2 separate regions of the Homo sapiens genome follow, and region 2 is linked to region 1. A link is a loop called in an ENCODE intact Hi-C map of the cell type or tissue named here. Cell type or tissue: psoas muscle. All regions are shown on one strand. Links, peaks and the distances in the headings refer to the core of each region. The heading gives the core; the rest is flanking DNA.

Region 1 (11,696 bases), core at 2,356-10,355:
AATGCCTCTCGGGAGGCCCTGCGGACCGGCTCTGGGGTGCGTTTTCCCGAGTTCGTCCAGTACCTGCTGGACGTGCACCGGCCCGTGGGGATGGACATTCACTGGGACCATGTCAGCCGGCTCTGCAGCCCCTGCCTCATCGACTACGATTTCGTAGGCAAGTTCGAGAGCATGGAGGACGATGCCAACTTCTTCCTGAGCCTCATCCGCGCGCCGCGGAACCTGACCTTCCCCCGGTTCAAGGACCGGCACTCGCAGGAGGCGCGGACCACAGCGAGGATCGCCCACCAGTACTTCGCCCAACTCTCGGCCCTGCAAAGGCAGCGCACCTACGACTTCTACTACATGGATTACCTGATGTTCAACTATTCCAAGCCCTTTGCAGATCTGTACTGAGGGGCGCCGCAGCTGGCCGGGGCCGCCCTGCCCCGGTCACTCACCTGTGCTCCCGGGCATCCTCCTGTCCCTGGCTCCTCATCCTGGGAGCAACAGGGCTCTGAGGACGTGAGGAGCCATCGCTGTGGGAGGCAGCAGGCCCCGGGTGGGGGGCAGAGGCGCCCAGCCTTGGATGGGGACCCCAGCCCCTGGCCTGTACCTGTTTCCTCATTCCTTGGCTGAGGGAGAGGCTGAGAACTGGGCAGACACCCCTGGAGCTCAGCCGACAGTTTTGATGAGCAGGGAAGTCTGAGGCCCAGAGGACGGGGGGCCCAGCGGTAAGGGATGTCCCGCACTCCCTTAGCCATTGCCTTGGACCAAACCACGTGGTTTGCAGCTTTTCTACGAGCCAGGGGGGAGGTTCCCTTGGATTAAGGTTCCAAATAAAGCACATGGTTTCCAGAGCAGCGGTGTGTACTCTGTGGTGGCGTGGGAGCACGTGGACCCTGGGCTGGGCTTTCTGGGGCTCTTTCTGCCTTCCCGGGGCAGCTTGAGCCAGGTGCTGCAGGCCCCACTGCAGAGAAGTCCAGTTCAGGAGCAGCTTCCTGGGAGAAGAGCACAGAGGACCCAGCGGCTCTCAGCCAGGACCTGCAGGCGTCTGAGGCTAGGTCCCAGTCAACTGGGGTGCTTCCGTCTCAGTCCTGGCACATTAATCCTGAAAGGAAAAGATAGGCCTGTTCCTATGGGGGCCTCCTGGGGTGTCTTCTTATCAGTGCACCTTGCAGGGGCCTCTGGGGACTGCCAGAGCAGTAGCCAGCTCTCCAGGCAAGCTGCCAATCAGGGCTGAGGCCGGAGCCAGGGGGCACGGGGCATGCATCTCGGTGGGTGTGGTACTCCCAGCAGGAAGCAAGGCTGTCCCTGGCTTTCTGCACCTCTGAGCCAAGCAGGACTCTGGCCTGAGGCTGTCATCTGCAGACACTCACCCTGATCCCTGGCCCCACTCACCCTGATCCCTGGCCCCACTCACCTGACAAAACCACCTCAGGGCTGTCAGGATGCACATGCTCTGGAGGAGGAGAGGAGAAGCCATAGAGGAAACTTCTCCAAAAGCATACATGTTCACACCAGAGAGGGCTCCAGAAGTGTCAGCAGTCAATGTGGTTCTGGGAAGGTCTGGGAGGAGGTGTTTGTTGGAGTGTTGAGTGTGGGCATGAGTGTGGCTGCATTTGGGTTTTGTTTGTGATGGGAAGGGCTGCCTGACTCTGGAGTCTCTGCCCTCTGTCAGCCTGTCTGCAGGAGCCTCTGCATGCCCTCCTGGGTCATTCTGTGGGTTGCTCTGTGGGCCCTCCCAGGAGGCTGCCCTCTGTCTGTCCCTATTTGCTAGGGGAGATGCTGCTGATTCTCCACGTGGAGGTGCCACTGGATCCCTGGGTGGACCCCCAGGTGGAGGCCCTGCTGATTCCCAGGTGGAGAAACTGCCGGATCCCCAGGTGGAGGAACTGCTGGATCCCCAGATAGAGGAACTGCTGGATCTCCAGGTAGAGGAACTGCTGGATCCCCAGATGGAGGAAATGCTGGATCCCCAAGTGGAGGAATTGCTGATCCCCAGGTGGAGGAGCTGCTGGATCCTCAGTTGGAGGCGCTCCTGTATTACTAGTTGGAGGTGCTTCTGGAATCTCCCCAGGCTCACACCAGCCTGAGCTGCTCCATCTCCTTTTCTGCCTCCATCTTGGACCCTGGAACATTGCAAAGGGGAACAAGGCACTGAGCCTTCCTCCTGCCCCTTTGGGGTAACATCCATCCAGGAGATCTGAGAAGCAGGGAGACCTCCCTCGGGTTCCAGCTGGAAGCGGCTTGGACCATCCAACAGAAGTGACCCAGAGGGGCAGGGAAGAGGCTGTGGTCAGGGCCTGGGGAACTCTTGGGACCCGTGGAAGCTGAGACAGCAGATGCTGAGGGGCCCAGAAAGCCAGAGTAGCTGCCCTGCACCTTGGCCAGGACCAGGGTCCATGTGAGAGGAGACAGGGAAGTGCCTGGCTGAGGACAACCTAAAAAGAGGTGCCCTGGGTCCCGGTGCTCAAACGTGAGACCACGTTCATGTGCAGGAAAGTGTCCCTGGTCATGGGTGCATTTGGTGAAGCCAGAGGCAGTGCCCCTATGGCATCTGCTCAGCAGGGAACACCTGAACTCTCCGCTGACACAGCATCTGGGAGCAGCTTGGAGACAGTGAGGATGACACAGCCCCTCCCCTGGGTGAGCGTGTGTGTGCGTCTGCATGTGTGTGTCGGGGGAGAAGGCACATGCACTTGTATCATCTCTCAGAGAAACGCCGGCTCAAGCTGGACAGACGTGGACACACAACGCATCCATCAGTGGGGGGCTTTTGTTGCAGGTGGTGATGACAGAAGACAGGTGCAGGCAGTGACCATGATCACCACTTGACAGCCCTGAGAGTGACCTCCAACTGAAGGCCAGAGGCCCAGCCTGGAGACCAACCCAGCTCCAACCCCCAACCCCAGCCCCAAACCTCACAGGGCTCAGGAAGAGCCGACTCAGTGCAGTGGTAGGGAAGTATGTGTGTGTGCACGTGTGCATGTGTCTGTGTGTGTGTCTGGGTGTCTGTGTGGGTGTCTGGCCTGTGCTGTGGGGTGGGTGGATGTGAGCGCGTATATGTCTATGTGTGTGTCTGGCCTATACTCTCCACATGTGTGTTTGTGAGTGTGTGTGTTTGGCCTGTACTGTGGGTGGGTGTGAGCATATGGATCATGTGGGTGGGTGTGTTTGTGTGGATGTCTGGCCTGTGCTGTGGGATAAACGGGTGTGAGCATGTGGGTGTGTGTGTCTGGCCTGTGATGTGGGGTGGGTGGGTATGAGCGTGTGTGTGTGTGTCTGTGTCTATGTCTGTGTGTGTGTGTGTGTTTCTGCCCTGTGCTGTAGGGTGGGTGGGTGTGAACGTGTGTGTGTGTCTCTGGCCTGTGCTGTGGGGTGGGTGTGAGCATGTGTGTGTTTGTGTCTGTGTGTGTCTCTGTGTGTATGTCTGGCCTGTGCTGTGGGGTGGGTGGGTGTAAGTGTATGTCTGTATGTGTGTTTCTGTGTGTGTCTGGCCTGTACAGTGTGAGTGTATGTTTGGCCTGTATCATGTGGATGGGAGTGAGCATACAGGTAATGTGGGTCTGTGTGTCTGCGTGGGTGTGTGTCTGTGTGGGTGTCTGGCCTGTGCTGTGGGCTAAATGGGTAATGAGTATGTGGGTGTGTGTGGGGGGAGGGAGGTATCTGGCCTGTGCTGTGGGGTGGGTGTGAGCGTGTGTGTGTGTGTGTGTTTCTAGCCTGTGCTATGGGGTCAGTGGGAGCGTGTGTGTCTGTGTGTGTGTGTTCCTGGAGTGAGGGGTGTGCATTGTGTGTGAGCCCGCGTCCATGCCGGGTGTGGGCTGTGTGCAGTCTGAGTCCTGCCCGTCTCCAGGACCATCTCGTGCACCTGCTCCTCGTCTCTCCCTGCCCATTCGCTGGCCATTTTGTGGATGTCACCTGGAAGGGGCCAACTGATCAGAGACCCTAGAAAGGGCCACTGGCAGCTCCCAGGGGCAAAGGAGGCCCATTGAGTTGGGAGAAGAACAGCCCAAGCCCCAGGGCCCTCCCCAGCTTGGTCCCCCTGTGGGCCCCTCCGGGCGGCCCCAGGGAAGTCCCTGCCAGGCCTCTGCCCTTGAGTGGCTGAGACCTCCTGGATGGGAGCCCCACTCTCTGAGTGGTGACGAGAACAGACGTCCCAAAGCCTAGGGTCCCTCCTGGGGCTTGGGAGCCCCAAAGGCCTTGAGTATCCTGGGGAGATAGGATTCAAGGTCCACACAGATGGTCAGGTGGGAAACTCGGGCAGTTCTGGCTCCCCCCAGCTCCCCCTCCTCCCTGCTGTCTCGACAGGGTTTGGTGGCCCATACAGGGCCTGTCCAAGGGGCCCAGGACAAAGTCAGGCAGGCAGTGGACAGGGGGTCCCCCATCATCTCCCCCTACTCTCAGGCAGGGTTTGCCAATTTCATCCTCAGGGCTGAGCCCCTTGGTGGGGGACAGGAGCCTGTGGAGCCCATGGTTCTGAGGCCTGGAGGCGGCCTCACCTCACTGCCCCTATCTCTTCTTGGCCCCTTCCTCTTCAGGGAGCACTCGTGGTGAACCCAGCGAACATCCTGCTGGCGTCCCTCACTCCTCCACTGCTCTACAAGCCCAGGGGACCCAGAGCTGGGCACAAGAGGCTGTGTTGAACCACGGGATCCAGAAATGGGCAAAGGTGAAAGTTGGGGGTGGGGTAGTCTGGGCTCAAGTAACACTGCCCCTACCTCCGGGGACTCCCAGCTGATGGGTACCATGACTCCTGAATGAGGAATAGGCAGGCGCCCCGGGGAGCAGGGTGTGGGGAGAGGACTGTATGTTAGCCCCACTGCCCTGCCCGGGCCGGGGAGGGGGTGTGGGAGCCCTGAGCTGGGTTCTTCACACTGCCCTGGCCTGGCTGCTTGTTGGCCCTTCTCACTGCCCAGGGCACGCTTTGCACAAGAGGCTCTGTTGGGAGATGGCAGCAGAGGGGGACCCGGGGTCTGGGCCAGGCCGGGGCTACTAGGGGACTATCCTCCTGCCTCTCCTTCACCCTGGGCCGGCCTCAGGAAAGGAGGAGCAGGGGAGCAGCTGGAGGTGCCAAGAGCTCTGGAAGCTAGGGAAGGGGGCAGGGGGCAGGGGCAGAGGGCAGAGAGAGCAACTTCCTGTCACGGGCCTGGGCGACCCTTCCGCGCCACCTGGGTATGCCAGCCTGAGTCAAGTGGACAGTGAGTGCTGAGCGTGGAGAAGTGCAGGTGCGTGCGCGAGGTGTTTAAAGAGGAGACCAAGGGACTGGGACCCTGAGTGTGTCGGGGGTGCAGGTGTCGGGGGTCACTCGTGCTGGGTGCTGCGCTGTGGCCTCGTGTGCGTTGCCCAGTGCCCCTCTCCCAGCGGTGCTGTCCACTCATGCCTCGCTCTACTGTATAGGTGAGAAGACTGAGGCACAGAAAGGCGTGGCCAGAGCTGTGCAGCGCAGGAGTTGGAGCTGGGATTGCGCCCAAGCGGCCGGCAGGGGCTCCCTCGCGTTCGTACCCACAGGCGCAGAGCCGTTCTCCGCCGCCAGGTGGGGCTAAGTCCCCGCTCCCGAGCAGCGGCTTGGGGATCCCCGGCGGGGCCGCCAGGTGGCAGCAGCGCTCTGGCCGCGCGGCTCCAGCTCCCGGGCGCCCCGCGTCCCCAGCCTCCCCACCGCGCAGTCGGCTCCTCTGTCACCTCGCCCTCCCAACCATGGGGTCACGGGGCTCCCGCCCCTCCACTGTCTGCGGGCGGCCTCCAGAGGTTACTCTCAAACCCACCAGCTCCAGGGGACCCGCCTGTGCTAACACTAAGCCCCCAAACACCCGCAGCGCCCCTAAAGCAGTGACATCCACAACCTCCCCGGGGGCTTGTCCTGCACGCTCCATCAGGGTGATGTCAGGCCTTCTCCAACCTCAACCACAACACGAACGCACACGCGCAAACACAAATGCATGCACACACACAGGCACAGACGCACAGACACACACAACCACACACACAGACACACAGACACCCATCCTCACAAACACACACCCAGACAGATATGCAGACACACGCATGCACACAGACCCAGATGCACGCGGACACACAGACACACACGTAAACACACAGAAACATGCACGGCTCAGGACGGGGCTTCTTGCTGCATTGAAATAAATGGGAAGAACCGGAAGGTCCCTCACTGTCTCAGCCAAGTGCATGCACTTCCCACGCTGAGCCCTGTCCTCCACTTCCCCTCCTGCACTGGCCAGAGGTCACCCCCGACACACACACACACACACACACACACACACACACACACACCAGATCCCAGTCCCTTAGCCTACTCCTTAAGCACCTCCCGCGCGCACCTGCGCCCTCTCTGCACACACAGCAGGCTTTCCCATCAGCAGAAAACAAGCTGTCAATGCCCCACCTTTAAAAACGGGGAAGCCGTAGCCAGATGGCCCCTGCAGCGCCTGCCCATTTCTCTCCTCTCCTTCCTGGCAGAACCCACCCCTCAGCCCCCATGGCTTCACCTCCTTTTCCACTCTGGACCCCACCCTGGCCTGCCTTCCAATCTTGCCACCCGCAGAGTCCGCTGACAAGGCACCTTCCACTGCCGCACGCTGGCAATCCCAGGCACTCTTCTGCCTACACACTCCCTGGGCGAGCTCCCCATCACCCCTGTGCTAGACTCCCGGATTTGCCCCTGCAGCCCTGATCGGTAGACCCCCATGGCCAGCCGCCTCACCCCCAGCTGTCGGCACGTCCAGCGGGTGTCTCCACTTGAACGTCTCACCTGAGCCGCACACCTTTCACACCTCAAGCCCCTCCTCTCCCGGCTTCCCGGCTCAGCCTTCCCTACAAGCCCTGGATCGTCCCTTTCGCCCTGCCTCCCAAGGGCATACTGAATCCATGTCCATTCTCCCTCTCCAGGGCTGTCATTTAACCCAAGCCATTATCACACTAGCATCTCCTGCCTTGGCACCTAAAGTAATAAGTAACTATGGAATTTACCGGTTTACCAGGTACTGCTCTAAGTATTTCATATTTTTTGTACCCTGCCCCTCGCGATCCCGGCTGACTGCAAACTCCGCCTCCTAGGTTCAAGAAATTTTCCTGCCTCAGCCCCCCGAGTAGCTGGGATCACAGGGGCCTGCCACCACACCGGGCTAATTTTTGTATTTTTAATAGAGACGGAGTTTCACCATGTTGGACAGGCTGGTCTCAAACTCCCGACCTCAAGTGATTCACTCGCCTCGGCCTCCCAGAGTGCTGGGATTACAGGCTTAAGCCACCTCGCCTGGCTAGCGTTTCACATATAAGAGCTTATCTAATCCTCACTACAACCCTGGAAGACCGTTATCATCCTCCCCATTTTTTGCAGATGAAGACATTGAGACACAGAGAGGTTAAGTAATCTGCCCAAGGCCACACAGCTATAATGGGGATCTTCCAGAATTCAGAGCCTGATGGTTTGGCCCTGGCTCTGTGTGCCCATGAGTGCACAGTTCTTACTGGCTCTCTGGTGTTCCAATGGGGTAGGAGGTTTTGCGACAGCAGAGAAGGAATTGAATGGTCACTAGGGCAAGGGAAAGACAAGCTCTCTGGAGAAAGAGAGGGAGTGTCTCAGGCATTGCTTTGCACCCATTTGCAGTTTATGATGGATGTGCAGGGCACCAGCATGCCTTCCTGCTGCAGCATAAGCAAGGTCACAGCGGGGCTCCTCCTAGACCTGTGTGACAGAGGAGTGAAGGACACAGAGAATAGTCACCCAATCAGGACAAGGCTGGATGAGGAAGGGCATCAAGACAGGAAGGGCTGATAGGCAGAGAGAAGGCGCTGGGGTCTGCGGAGGAAGTGAGGCGGGAGTTGGGGACCTGTGACCTTGGAGATGGTGTGGTTTCCTGTGGTGACAGGCAAACTGTGGCCAGGGGTGGCAGTGGCCAGGATCACGATGATGACTTTCACCTCTGCCCACCATGATAATCTCCTGGATGGAGATGACCTCGGTTCCAGGGCTTGTGAACAAGTCACGCCCCACAGAGGGACCCTCTTCAGCCTCCTCTGGGGTCTGGTGACACGGTGGTCCTGTACCTGTGCCTCTGGCTCCATCAGTTCACACTTGCTACCTGCCTGCTTACCTGCCTGCTGTCACCTGTTCCAGCCTGTATCCACCTGCCTGTGACTACCTGAGTTTGCCTGTGACCACCCACACCCATCTGTCTCTCTCTGCCTTGGTGGGTGGTGGTTTTGGGGCTACAGGTCAGCCCCCTCCTCCGCGTGCAGGGCCTGAGAGCAGGGGCGTGGGAGACGGAGTCTGCCAATCTGGCCGCACCAGCTGGAGATGAGCCCAGGACTGCTGACGCCTCCAGCCTGCCTCTGGGGAGACCATGCTGTGTGGATGACAGTCCCCTAAGACCCGGAAGCGAGCCACGTCTGGGAGGATGAGATGGGGTCGGCAAATCTGGGCCGGGAGGGAAGGCTGCATTCTTGCTCTCCAAACCGATGTGCTGAATTTTACTTTTCCTTTTAGTTATTTCTTCTTCTTAAATCCTGTTTCTCTCCCTGAGGCAGCTAATCTATTATTTAACATCGGATTGTGGGATTGAAACTCCAAGGCAAATTGAAAATTATTTGTGTTTGAGGTTTCAGGCGTGAAGCTGAGGCAACCATTTCTGAGAGATCCTGAGAACCCGGGCAAAGGTAGCGAACCCACAGCACTGTTCCTGGAAGGGGCTGAGAGGACTGGGGTGCAGGAAGCGTTCCACAGACCTGGCAGGCTGGGGGGCCCCGCTATGCTCCAGCCTTGCCCACCCAAAGCCCGCAGCTCGGGGGTCATTAATCTCCATGTGGCATTTCACTTGGGAAATGCTGTCAACACCTCCCACTGGCCAAAGTCCTCAAGAGGCTGGGCAGGTGCCATCAGTCACCCTGGGCCTGTGCCCACCCTGGGGGAAATGCCTCGGTCATGAGAGGATTAATGACACGAGGAGAAGGGCTCGTCATCATTTTTCAAGGTTCGGCTCTCTGTAGATCTGCAGGCAGGATTGCTGGCCTAACAGTCAGTGGAGAGTGACCCAAGGCTCTGGAGAGTGACCAAGGAACACGGCTGAGGGTGGGGGGCCCTGGCCTGGACCCCCGCTGAGTGCCCGAAGACTGATGGAGCATGCGACCTCCTAGCGCTGGCTCTCAGGACATGAATCGGGACCAGAAGGAGGAGTGGGCTTGAGCCCAGGGGAGTGTGAACAAACACTGTGTGAGCCCCACATAGACATCTGCGGATCACGGAATGGGGGAACTGGGAGACGCCAGGTCAGGGAGATCCTTGGATTTTGGATAAGGGATAAGGAGATTGGATTTTGTGTTGGAAACAGCGGAACCATTGAAGGAGGGGTGTACTACGGTCAAGTTCCATGCCCAGAAGGATCCAGAATGAGGCTGAGGGGCTGTCTTCATCCATCTTAGTCTGTCTGGGCTGCTACATCAAAAATCCCATAGACTGGGTGACTCAGACAACAAACAATTTCTCACAGTTCTGGAGGCTGAGATCAAGGCGCCAGCAGATGCAGTGTCTGGGGAGGGCCGGTTTCCTGGTTCATAGGGGGCCCTCTTCCTGCTGTGAACTCATGGCAGAAGGGGTGAGGAGCTCCCCAGGGCCTCGTTTATCAGGGTGCTAATCCCATTCACGAGGGCTCCACCCTTAGGACCTAATCACCACCAAAAGGCCCCACCTCCTCACACCATCACTTTGGGGTTGAGGATTTCAACATAGGACACAATATTGTCAGGGGACATTCGGCGCATAGAAGAGGCTATCAGCACATCTCCATCCAACACTTAGAGCGGTCACACGTGTCAGGCCTTGTGCTAGACCTGGGTGATGGCACCCTTATGCCCCCAGCTCAGAACAGAGCTGAGCATCGAGGATCTGGGACCACAGAGAAGTGGGAGGAGTCTCCCACAAGGTCCTCTGCCACCCAGATTTATAAAGGAAAGAGGTTTAATCGACTCACAGTTCCACATGGCTGGGGATGCTTCAGGAAACTTACGATCATGGCAGAAAGGGAAGCAAACACGTCTTTCTTCACATGGCAGCAGGAGAGAGAAGTGCCGAGCAAAGGAGGAAAAGCGTCTTATAAAACCATCAGATCTTGTGGAACTCACTCACTATTACAAGAACAGCACGGGGGTAACCGCCCCCACGATTCAATTACCTCCCAGTGGATCCCTCCCATGACACGTGGGGCTTATGGGAACTACAATTCAAGATAAGATTTGGGTGGAGACACAGCCAAACCATATCACCGTGGGATCTCAATGAAACTGCAGCCATAGCTGCCCATCATGAACTGGGTCCTGTCAGAACCACCAAGTCAAAAGGCCAAGTGGACTCAGCACCTCCTATCAAAAGATAGAAGTTGGCCAGATGCAGTGGTCACACCTGTAATCCCAGCACTTTGGGAGGCAGAGGCAAGAGGATCGCTTAAGGCCAAGAGTTTGAGACCAGCCTGAGCAACATAGAGAGACCACGTTTCTACAAACAAAAAGTAAAAAATCATCCAGGTTTGGTGATGCACACCTGCAGTCCCAGCTACTCAGGAGGCTGAGGCAGGAGAATTGCTTGAGCCCAGGAGTTGGAGGCTGCAATGAGCTGTGATTGCACCACTGCGCTCTAGCCTGGGTGACAGAGTAAGACCTTGTCTCTAACTAGTAATAATAAGATAGAAGTGGCACACCCAGGATCAAGTGCAAGCAGGGTGGGAGGACACAAGCGAGCTGTGTGAGCAGGGAGCCTGGGCACCTTGGGATCCCCACTGCTGCACTGAGACCTCTTCCTCAGTTTACCTCTGAGGCCATATGGTGAGGGGCATGATCAGCTAATGAAAGAGGAAAAGGCTAGAGCTTTTTTCACAGATGTGTTGGCTTGTGTAGAAGCAGGTAAAAAGTGGATGGTGGCCAGGCATGGTGGCACATACCTGTAATCCCAGCTACTCCACAGGCTGAGGTACAAGAATCACTTGAACCCGGGAGGTGGAGGTTGCAGTGAGCCAAGATCGTGCCACTGCACTCCAGCTTGGGCAACAGAGTGAGACTCCATCTCAAAAAAAAAAAAAAAAAAAAAAAAAGTGGATGGTGACCAGGGTACAGTGGTCACATCTGTAATCCCAGCACTTCAGGAGGCCAAGGCAGGAGGATTGCTTGAGGCTAGGAGTTAGACAGGCCTGGGCAACACAGCAAGACCCCCATATCTTTTTTTTTTTTTAAATAAAAATTCAAAATAAAAGCTGATGGTGTCTGCACTGCAGCAGTGGATGGTGTGTGCACCACAGCTCCACCCAGGAGTGGCCTGGAAAGATGGTGGTAAAGTGAAATACTCCCAGTGGGTAGAGCTTTAGACACCGGTCATCCACTTTGGTGAAAAGGGAAATGGCCTGAGTTCAGAATATACATGGACTCATGGGCAGTGGCCGATGGCTTGGCCAGATAGTCAGGAGCCTAGAAGGAGAAAGATTAGAAGTTAGGAGACAAGGGGAAGTCATGTGGATGGGACTTGGCACAAAGTGTGACGATGTCTCTCACATTAGCACTCATTGGAAGAGGCACCAAGCAACCAAGTGGGCAGAACTACTTGGGTATGCAACATCAGCCAGCTTCTGTCATTGGCTTCTTCACGGCTGGTACAAAAAGCACACACAAGGAGGACGTGGTGACAGGGATGGAGGTTATGCATGGGTCCAGCAACA
Region 2 (11,696 bases), core at 1,400-9,399, 230 kb after region 1:
TAAAGTAAATTTTCGAATATAATGCAAGTATTCATTAGATCCTCAAATCTCATTTGTTGCTTAGAGGGTTTTTGTGAACATTTTTTCATGCCATCACTGTGTCTTATATTTGGGAGCAGAGAGGTAACATATAAATAAAAAGATGACACGTGTGTGTTGGCTTAACTTTTGAGTTTGTCACAACTCAGTCACAGATGTTGCTACTAGGGAACAGACACCTAAAAAGGGGTAAAAAAAAAAATAATGATGTTCAGTTGAGCTGATCTCTGTAGCCTAATCCAAGTGAAATTTTAATAATTAGACAGCAATCCCTGCTATTAGATGATCTGGGACTGGTTTTACTATCGCAAATAACTGAATGGAGTTTCACGTATCTTTTTAGAATGAAGAATTTGAAATGACAACACCACCTTAGAGGTGTGGGGCTCTTGCAGAAGTGAATTTAGGTAAAAGACTGATGACAAGGTTTCGTTTTGTCTGAGAAGTAACATTTAACGGCAGGCAAAGAGATACATTTCCCACCAAAATCGAATGCCACTACCATCTGCAACCCCACAGAGGCTCAGCTACCTAAAATGGAAATGAAAATATAATGTATGGAAATATTCTCTTAGAAAAACTCCTTAAGGCTTCACATGTATTAATGTATTAGTTTGCAAACATTAAGATCAAAGCCAAAGCAACAAATACATCCTAAAAAGTTTTTCGTCAGATTTTTATTAACGATATACAAGTAGCAGGGCATAAAAAATTAATAGGCCCAAGCGTTGAAATGTCAAACCCAATGATCTCTTCCATGCTCACCTCTTTTGCTTTTTTGTTTCAGTCTTGCTGGCACCGGGTCTTCTTGCCTTGAGCAACTCTACACGGTTAAGAAAAGGAGAAAGAAAGGTTAACAGATGGTTTAAGAGCCCCTCATCTGTTGCAGTAAGTTAAAAAATAGCAAAGGAAGGAGAATAGGATCCAAGGTGTCAAAAACGCAAGGCCTAAATTCATAGACGTGTAATTTCAAGCCTTTGGGCTTACCCAATAAACCGTTAAATATTCAGTTTTAAATAAAATCTACTGTAGGTTTCTTTAAAAAAAAAAACCAATTTGCTTATAATATTGCTAACTCAAGTTTAAAATACAGTTTCTCTTCCTTTTTAAGTCTTTAAAATGCTGTACATTGTCCTTCTACCCTCATTAGCCTCTCTATATAATTCCATGCACCCAAATCTTTTATTTCCAAGAAGCCTAACTAATCTGATGGAGCAGCCACCACAAAGCAGAGATAGAAATGTGGTACTCACTCCTGTAGTCCCAGCACTTTGGGAGGCCGAGGTGGGCGGATCACTTGAGCCCAGGAGTTCGAGACCAGCCTGGCCAACATGGTGAAACCCCATCTCTACTAAAAATACAAAAAAAATTAGCCAGGCATGGTGGCACATGCCTGTAATCTGAGCTACTCGGGGGGCTGAGGCAGGAGAATGGCTTGAACCCGGGAGGCGGAGGTTGCAGTGAGCCATGATCGTACCACTACACTCCAGCCTGGGCGACAGAGCGAGACTCCGTCTCCAAAAAAAAAAAAAGAAAAAAGAAAAAAGAAATGTGCCTAACACACACTTCTCACATATCCCATGGTGCCAAACTTTTAGACCCCAAATCACTTCGACAATGAAATCAAACCTGAATTGCTAACAGTTATTTGCACAACATCTGTCTCAGATATAAGCCAGCAACACAAGGCCGGACATCCTCCTTCCATGCTGTTTAGCATGTGCTGATATAGGAAAGGCCTAAAGAACTATGTGAATGCTGGGTGTGGTGGCTCAGCCTATAATCCCAGCACTTTGGGAGGCCAAGGCAGCTGGATCACTTGAGGTCTGGAGTTCGAGACCAGCCTGGGCAACATGGTGAAACCCCCATCTCTACTAAAAATATAAAAATTAGCCAGGCATGATGGTGCATGCCTATAGTCCCAGCTACTCAGGAGGCTGAGGCAGAAGAATCACTTGAATCCGGGAGGCAGAGATCACACCACTGCACTCCAGCCTGGGTGACAGAGCAAGACTCCATCTCAAAATAAATAAATAAATTTTGACTTGAAATTCCAAAAGAAAAATTTTGCCTGTTTCTAATCTATATTGATTAGCAATATATTGTAAACAGAACAAATGAAGAATGACCATACTAAAGCTGAAACACTCTGCTTAAAGAGAGAACAATGGCAGACACCATCATCAGAGGGACCTGGAAGAGGACACTGACCCCAGCAGGGAGTTGTGATGGAAGAGGAGACAGCTTCACTGTGTACAGAAGAATAAGCTTCCTACTACTGGACTGGGGGTGGCTCCCATCCCCGGGACCAGTGTCTGTCTCCAGTCCTGAGCGAGTCAAGGTAGAGACACTGAGTATGCCTAGGATTGGATGGTCTGAATAATTCCAGCTGTTTCTGGGCTATAGGAAAGATCTCTGGTTGTCCTGTACCTGGCCCTGGGGTGACTTAGTACATGGGGAATATTGGCTTGGTGTGTGAGAATTTGATAAAGGAGATGGTTGTGGGTTGGGCTCTGGATTGGTTGGTTTGTATGTTAAAGGCATGCTTGCAGGGGAGTCCTTGGCTATCTCTAGGAATTATCTCTAGTGCTGGAAGGGGCAGTCTCTCCAGGATCAAGGCCCGCAAATGCTTGAGCATGAAGAATCTAGAAAATGAGAAAACAGAGTCAATACAGAGTAGAAATGGTAAGTCTATCTAACTCTTGAGAAATTTTGCCATAAAGGGGAGCAGGGAAACGTGGTTATAGACGGGGCAGACATGATACAAGAAGTGCTTTTTTTTTTTTGAGATGGAGTCTCACCCTGTCATCCAGGCTGGAGTGCAGTGGCATGATCTCAGCTCACTGCCACCTCTACCTCCCAGGTTCAAGCAATTCTCCTGCCTTGGCCTCCCGAGTAGCTGGAATTACAGGCATGCACCACCACTCCCCACTAATGTTTGTATTTTTAATAGAGACAAGGTTTCTCCATGTTGGCCAGGCTGATCTCAAACTCCTGATCTTAAGTGATCCGCCCACCTCGTCCTCTCAAAGTGCTGGGATTATAGGTGTGAACCACTGCCCCTGCCAAGAAGTGCTTTTAATAAGAGAGAGAGTATAACATGCTTTTATGCTGCTGGGAAGCAAGGAGTTGAGAGAAAAAGCAATGAGTGGGAGAATGAAGAGATGAGCCACTGAGCGGGAGGAGAGATGGGGCGCAGTGTGTGAGTAGGGGCTGCTTACAGCCCCAGGAGAGCCAGGGTGGGAACAGAGGCGGGGAGGCTGGTGTTTTTGATTTCATGGCTGGATGATGAGACAGTTCTCATTTTACTGCTTCTTGTTTCTCAGTGAAACAGACAAGGTCATCTACTGAAACATGAGGAAGGGAAAGGGTGTTGATGATTGAAGGAGAAGGCATGAAACACCAGTTTTGGAGAGTGGCAGAGTGAGCCAACTGGAGAGATGGATTTGTGTTGCTGAGCCGTGCTACAGGCCCACTTGTGGTTTGTGGTCCTTAAGTTAAAGTTGGGCTAAGTTAGGATGGTATTGGTTGAGGGAGTTCTGAGTATTTATTCTAAGAAGAGGGTATAGCTCCGAGTATTCTAAAAAGAGAGTGTAACTATCTACACACATATAGATAGTTGTATTTCTGGCTACCTAAAGAGGACCGGAATGATTTAGCTCAAATGAGAAAAGAAATTGTCTCCGTGAAGTGAAGTTATGGGTAGTCTTTCTTAACCTCTTTCCATGTTTCAGAATTTTCATAAGATGTTCCAAACAGTATGTATTTCAATATATAAACAGATGAAAACAATAAAGCTATTTCAGAAATCGGGGAAAAAAATTAAAAACCCAACAAAATGAGGTTTTGCTGGGAAAGAAAGCAGCTAACCTAATTTCCTGTAGAAAAACTGCTATCCTAAATGTGAATGCTTTCTTGACTATTAATTTGGATATAATTATAACCCTCTACAACAGGAGAAAGACTAATGAATCACAGGGGAAAAAATGAAGGAAAAGCACAATACTGCAAAAACATACCAAAGACAAAACTGCAAAGCTACTGAAAACATAAAAGGATGTCTTAACAGGATACTCATGTCCTCTTGGGAGACTTCCAGGTGAAATGATTGAAGATGATTTTCCAGCCGTTCCTGGAAGGTGGGGTAAAGAAAGAGGAAAAATTTCCTGGCACGTCAGTCTATGAAATAATATAATGCAATATGAGGGGAATCTTGGACGGGCTGATACGAAGTCAGAAACCCATGCAAGGGTTGCAATCTGTTTCCTGTTTCTCTGCAGTCCTACTCTGTTCTGTGATGGCTGGGACAGATGGGGCCCCACAGCCCCTTCCTTGTCACATGGCAGACTGAGCAAAGGGGACTGATTTGGGAGGGAATGGGGCGCCTCCAGCTTTCTGGGCACTGCAGGCCAGCGGGTTATGGAAGGTCCCGCTTGCCCTGGGCAGCCATGCCAGCTGGTGGCTGGTGCTTTGGAAAGGTCCTCACTGTCAGCCACAGTTGCTTAATCTAAAAACCCAATCTTCTGAAAGTGTCAGTGCTGTTGGAGCTCAACGTCTGTAAGCTTGGCCAAATATGTCAAGAAGGACCGACCTGTGGGCTTAGGGGGAAAAAAGCAAATGAATGCCAAGTTTACACAGATAGGCCACATTTTAGTTTACTTTTACTAAATCTTAGCCTTTCATTTTGTTGGAAGACATGGAGAAGGCACACGATGGAAAGACCCTTCACCTCCTCCCACTTTAAATTTTAGGGATGATAAATTACCGTGAAATTAATTTAGTTTTGCTATTACACTTTTACCGTGAGTCCCGAGCCAAGGACATTTTTATGTTAAAGTCTTTGTAGATGTCATGTTTTTGTATGCCTGAAATACCTCTGTGTATAATATTGATATTGGAAAAAAATCTATTAATATTTTGTAAAATGATATGTCTGGTATGGCATTTGACTTCTTCTGGGGGAAAAGAACATAATTGTGCAAAATGTTAGAAATTCTACTATCGAGACTGCACAAGTATGACAGATACACTAATTCCAGTAAGTATAGGTAGAGATCTTCATGAATGGGGAACTACATTTGAAAAGATCATTTCTGATATAATTGGAAATCGGGGGGATTCTTAAGACTCTCCAAAAAAACCCACTTTTCCTGAGTACTTTGCTTTTTAGGCAGAAAAAGAATTAACTCCTAAAGCCATCCCACTGGCACAAAGAGAGTCAGGGGTTCTCTCTGGAATTTTGTTATAATAGGGCTCAGCACATTCTAGCGTGATTGTTAGTTTCAGACACTTGCCACCTGTGTGCAGTTGGTGAAAGTAAGAGGAATGCTACTTTGCCTGACCTCGTTTAAGAACAAGAACAAACATTCTTTTAGAGTTTAAAACTCAGGACTCATGCTTTAATCTTTCAAACTCCCATCTTCCCAGGGCGCCCTCAGCTTTCATCAGTGCTTTTCTCATAGTCATGCCTCTTATAGTTTTATAATTTTTTAAAAGGCAATACTAGATGAGTTTAAGGCGCTGGTATCCATTTTCCATTAAATAAAGTGTCAAAACTTCTGATACTATACTGTAGAGTCACCACCATGCCAACAGTTTTAATTTCAAACACATTTTCCCCATTCTGATGATATTAGAACTTCACCCATGGCACTACTACCTTATAACTTTTATTTTTAATTAAAGAAGTTAAATTGGCAACAGAAAACACTTTGCTTTCACATTAGCTTTGTTAATAAAAAGTGAACGTTTAAAGCAGTGTACCTGTGGATGAAATCAAGTTCCAAGCTCCAGTTTCCCCTTTATCTCATGAAGGCATCAAGCTAAAGGTCTATGCTTATGACAATCTTAAAACAAAAGGAACAAGGAAAGATGAAAATATTTAAAACCCAACTATTTTCAGCTGATGGCAAGTCAAAAAACTACACGAGATATTTTAATACAGCAAAGATTCCATCCTTCTAGATGCTTTGCAAAATGATATTAGATAACTAATCATGAGAGGCAGCGAAAACCTCAAAGCAAGTGAAATAAAAATAATTATAATTAAAGACTGGGTGTAGCAGCTCACGTCTGTATTCCCAGCATTTTGGGAGGCTGAGGCAGGCACATTACTTCAGGTCAGGAGTTTGAGACCAGCCTGGCCAATATGGTAAAACCCTGTCTCTACTAAAAATACAAAAATTATCCAGATGTGGTGGCAGGCGCCTGCAGTCCCAGCTACTCAGGAGGTTGAGGCACCAAAATCGCTTGAACCCGGGAGGCAGAGGTTGTAGTGAGCCGAGACCGTGCCACTACACTTCAGTCTGTGTGACAGAGCAAGACTCTGTCTCAAAATAATAATAATAATAATTATTATTATTATTAAAGGGAAACATGGTAGATATTGATACATAAGAAGGAAAACCTACAATTATCATATAATTAAAGAAGTAACATTGAGGCAATATAGAACAATATACAGAGGTAAAGCGTTTCCACTATCATAGTAGAAACAAATTAAAATACTTTTGATTTGGTTAACATAAAGGGAGGAAAACAATCTGGATGTCTTTTTTACCAGTTTATTATTATTAAAGCATGAATACTTGGGGTTTATGTAAACTGGTAAAGAAGATATTCAGATTCTCTCTATATATGTCTAAAGATATATATATGTATAATATATTACATATATTCATTATATATTATCTTACATTTCTATCACTTACATATTATGTAAATATTCATTCATTCTAAAATTGGAAAAATGCTCTATTTCTAATCAGGCTGGAAAAACAAAATACCAGATTTCAAATTATTCCTCTAAACTTCTTCCACTTTTAAAAATAGATACCCTTGTTTATTAAAAAAAACAAACAAAAAGCCTTAAAGCTTGAAGTGATACTAAAAACTCAACCATCATAATAACCAAGAAAAATAGTCAAAATTATCTTAAGACACAATTTTATTAGACTTCGTGAAGGAAAACTGGAGGAGTGACCATGTGGTCACCTCCCCTCTCTCTCTCCCTCTTAAAACCATGCTAAAATTGTAAGGAACTCTAAACAAACGTGTAATTTCATGAAGATGAAGAGAACTGAAAAGAAATACATACACATGTAGATAGATGTGTCAAGTGTGGGCCGGATGTGGTGGTTCATGCCTGTAATCCCAGTGCTTTCGAGGCCAAGGACCTCTTGAGTCCCAGCGTTTAAGACCAGCCTGGGCAACTAACAAGACCCCATCTCTTTAGAAATTAGTTGGGTGGGGTGGCATGTGCCTGTAGTCCCAGCTACTCAGGAGGCTGAGGCTGGAGGATGGAAACATGGTAGAAGTAGATGCAGAAGGAAAATCTACAATTAGGCTGAACTACAATTAGGGTGAGCCTCCCAGGCTTGAGCCCAGGAGTTGGAGACTGCAATGAACTATGATCACACCACTGTACTCTAGCCTGGGTGACAGAGGAAGATCCTATCTTTAAAAAAAAAAAAAAAAGAGAGAGAGAGAGAAAGAAAAAAAAGTGGATGAAGGAGTTCCAGTTCTACTGCTGAGATGGAGAAAGAACACTCTAGCCTATCTCTCCCACTGAACGGAGCTATAAAACATACACAGCATGCATGGATTAGTTCTTTGAGGATTCCAAAGGGAACATGATAAATTAAAGAAAAATAACATAATTTGAAGTATCACCAAACCTTTTTTTTTTCCCCTCCAGTATCCCCCAGCCTGGATGAGACACAGCTGGAGCCTGGAATGGACATGGAGCAGACAGAGAGCTTCAGGACACACCCGCTCATTCTGGCTTGAGGAGCAGGAAAGGCATCTGCCAACACTCCGAGTTAAGTAGAAATATTACCCACACCCCATCATCAAATTTTTGTCATTCATTCCCTCACACCTCAGCCCAGAGCTACCCACAGGTGCCTAAAATTCTGAGGGAGAGGAAATTTCCTCTCTAATCAGGGGATGTCCCCCAACAGGAAGGGACAAATCTTGTGTCTACTTGCTCTTCCTTCCTTCTCTCCTTCTGTCTTCCCCTCTGTCTCTCTTTCTCTCTCCTCTCCCAACTCTTGGCCATGGGAAGTGCATGGCAGAGCATGATAAATAAAGCCTCCGCTTTCTGACCTGAGAACTGAAAATGGAGCACCCAGAGAACATAAAAGTACCTGAGAGATGGTGAAGAAATACGAGTTGGAGAAGACCACCCCATAAAGTCATTTATGAACTCCTGGGCAAGCTTCCGAGCTGCACATGCATGGATCTAATCCCAAACCACTCACCATAGACGTCGTGAACTGAACAACAGAATAAAGCATAGCCCAGATCCCAGACTGACCATTGGTGGAGCACATCTGGGACAGATCTGATAGCACTGCAAAGACTTTGAAAATCCAATTCACATTGACCTACAACCTTTACATCTGGTTAGAACATGCAGCCTGAATCCAACTAGGTAGGTAGAGGTTTGATATTTAAAAATAACTATAACGTAAAGGGCGGGGGCAAGGAAAGTAATAGTAGGACCTATGTGGTGGTTAGTTTTCTTCTACATTGCTTCTGGCATAGTAAAATATTGATTCTAAATAGACAGAAAAGTTAAGCATGTTTATTGTTATCCCTGGAGCAATGAAACCATACTAAGAAATAGATATCAAAAACAAAATAGATACATTAAAATGGAATATTTAAAACCTTTAGATATTACACCAATATTTGTAGCAATTTTATTTTTAATAGCCAAAAACTGGAATCAGCCTAGATGTTCTTAAATAGGTGAATGGATATCTTAGTCCATTTTGTACTACTATTACGGAAGACTTGAGATCAGGTAATTTATAACAAACAGAAATGTTTCTCACAATTCTGGAGACTGAGAAGTCCAAGATCAAGGGGCCAGCATCTGGCGATCTGGTGAAGGCCTTTTTGCTGCATCATCTCATGGCCGAAGGGCAAAGAGAGAGAGAGAAAGAGAGGAAGAGGGAGCAAAACTTGTACTTTTATGAGAAACCCACTCCCTCGATAAAAGCATTAATGCATTCATGAGGGTGGTGTCCCCATGACTGAAACATCTTTCATTAGGCCTCACCTCCCAACAACACCACATTGGAGATCGAGTTTCCAACATGTGAACTTTGGGGGACACGTTTAAACCAGTTCAAGGGGTAAGCAATCTGTGGTCCATATATACCATAAAATATTACCCAGCAATAAAAAGAAACAAACTACTGATACACACAACTTAAATGAATCTTGAGAAATTATGCTGAGTGCAAAAAGCCTATCCCAAAAGATTACAAAATATATTATTTCACTTATATAACATTTTTGTTTGTTTCGTTTTTCATTTATTTATTTCTTTACTTATTTTAGAGACAGGGTTTCACTCTGTCACCCAGGCTAAAGTGCAGTGGCATGATCATAGCTCACTGCAACCTTGTACTCCTGGGCTCAAGTGATCCTCCAGCCTCAGCCTCCCAAGTAGTTGAGACTAGAGGTGCACACCATCATGCCTAGTAGAGACATGGTCTCTCTATGTTGCCCAGGCTGGTCTTGAACTCCTGGCCTCAAGGGATGCTCTTGCCTTGGCCTCCTAAAATGCTGAGATTACAGGTGTAAGCTACCATACCTGGCCAACATTTTTGAAATGAGAAAATTTTAGGAAAGGAATGAAAGATTAATGGTTGCCAGCAGTTCAGAATGGGGAAGCCAGAAGAAGGTTGGTATGGTTTTAAAAAGAAAACACAAGAGCTTCTCAGGTTCTTTGTAGTATTGGAACTGTTCAGAATCTTGAGAGGGTGATGGGAACACAAACATATACAGGTGATTAAATTGTATAGAACTGAATGCACACAAATAAACACAAGTAAAACTGGGAAAATCTGAATAAGATTAGTGGATTGTACCAATGTTGAATTCCTGGCTGTGATGTTATATTATAGTTTTCCAAACTGTTATCACTGAGGAAAACTGAGAAAACTGTACAAGAGATGTCTTTGAATTATTTGTTACATCTTCATGTGAAACTATAATTTAATAAAATGTTCAAATAAAAAATTTACAAATGTTTCAAAAGCCCAAAAGAAAGCAGGAATAGGTAAACAGAGGAAATAAAAACAGAGGGAATGAACCGAAAAAAAATTAAATGGTGGGCCAGTTAACATATATTTATAATTGATTAAATGTAAACAGTTTAGATACACCAATTAAAAGACAGATATCGCAGAATAGATAAGAGTGGTCTAACTATATGCTGTTTACAAGAAACTTACTTTAAATATAATAGCATAGGTAAAAGTAAAAGGATGGAAAACAATATACCATGGTAATACTACAAAAGAAAGCTCAAGTAACTATATCAAAATTAGACAAAGTAGATATTAGGCCAAAAAGTTGGTCCAAAAAACAGAAAGGCATTACTTTTTTTTTTTTTTTTTTGAAACAATTTCTCTGTGTCACCTAGGCTGGAGTGCAGTGGTCCAATCTTGGCTCACTGCAACACCTGCCCAGAAAGACATTACTTAATGATTAAAGGATCAATTTACCAAGAAAATATAGCGATCCAAAATATGTATGGAACTAACAATAGAGCTTCAAAATACATGAAGCAAAAACCGAACTATTGGAAATTTAAAATATAATGATTAAAATAAAAAATTCAATCTGTCCCAAAATCTGGAAGTTCAAATCAAAGAAGTTTGATATACTTACAGAAAAATGAAGGAAGGGAGGAAAGAAATTAAAAGAAAGAAAATAGGAGAGAAATTTTAAAAGAATTAGATCAACTAGGGTTGGAAACTATCAAAAAAACAATGCAAGAACAAATTCCAAAACTAAAGACAATGATGAGTTGCCAAGCCAAAATGTCTCCCTGAGAAACCAGCACAATTAATGAAACAATACTTACTCCAAGGTTCATCTCTATAAAATTTCAGAACTCCAAGGATTAAAAGAAAATTCTAAGAAAAACAGGTCACATAGACAGAAAAAGCCAAATGGTATTGGACTTCTTAATAGCACCATTGGCTTCCATTATTGCTATTGAGAAGTCAGCTGTCCGTCTAAATTCTGTTGTTTTTATGCAATCTGCCTTTACTCCCTGGATATTTTTAAGGTTTTACAGATCTCTTCATATTGAATTATCTGTTATTTCATCATGAAGGATCTCAAGTGGAGTTTTATTTTGTTTTGTCCTGTTCTCTATCCTACTTGGGATTCATTATGATTCCTGAATGTGAAGTTTCATTTTTTTTCATGAGTTCTAGAAAATTCTAGTATATAGCTCTGCCATTTTTCTTTTGGATACTGCTTCTTTTTCATTCTATTTATTCTCTTTTTCTAGAATTCCAATGAAATGTATATTAGGCATTCTTACCCTATCCTTTATGTCTTTTAGCCTGTGCTTCATATTTCCTATCTCCTTGTTTCTCTATACTGGATTCTGGATAGCTGAGCTCTGCTTTCCTGTTTGCTAGTTCTCTCTTCAGCTATGTCTAATCCGCTGTTTAACCATAAGGTTCTTATTTCAATGTGTTTTTTTTTTCATTTTTAGAAGTTCTATTTGAATATTTTTCAAAACTACCTGATTTTTTTTCTTAGTTTACAATTCTGTTTTCTTTTTTTATTTCTTTCAACATGAAAGCACATTTATTTTATATTCTATGTCTTAAAATTTATAG

What was found. Hi-C counts contacts between places; a loop is a spot of excess contacts. Peaks named below come from ENCODE experiments on the same cell type or tissue, not always from the same donor. Only the 100,000 strongest peaks of a DNase experiment are listed, where the experiment ranks them.
Region 2: it touches region 1 in a loop (2.2-fold over the local background); 93 of 110 quality-filtered maps call a loop at or near these places.

What each region holds. Positions count from the first base shown.
Region 1 is chr19:33,772,668-33,784,363 of GRCh38, forward strand. It overlaps CHST8 (carbohydrate sulfotransferase 8), which reads left to right. Exons shown (of 5, transcript NM_001127895.2): 5 at 1-839. The coding sequence ends at 396. Among named protein-coding and RNA genes, the nearest start is that of KCTD15, 18 kb to the right of the region's middle. RefSeq lists a silencer at 5,560-5,719. In psoas muscle, for the core only: a CTCF peak has its summit at 5,542 (motif pointing right); DNase peaks (open chromatin) are centred at 5,026 and 5,514; H3K4me3 peaks cover 350 bases; H3K27me3 peaks cover 4,323 bases.
Region 2 is chr19:33,999,537-34,011,232 of GRCh38, forward strand. LOC105372371 (a long non-coding RNA gene) reads right to left here and starts at 5,885. Exons shown (of 3, transcript XR_935921.3): 1 at 5,803-5,885; 2 at 4,059-4,171; 3 at 702-862. RefSeq lists an enhancer at 3,972-4,473. In psoas muscle, for the core only: no CTCF peak of the experiment used is centred there; no DNase peak of the experiment used is centred there; H3K27me3 peaks cover 886 bases.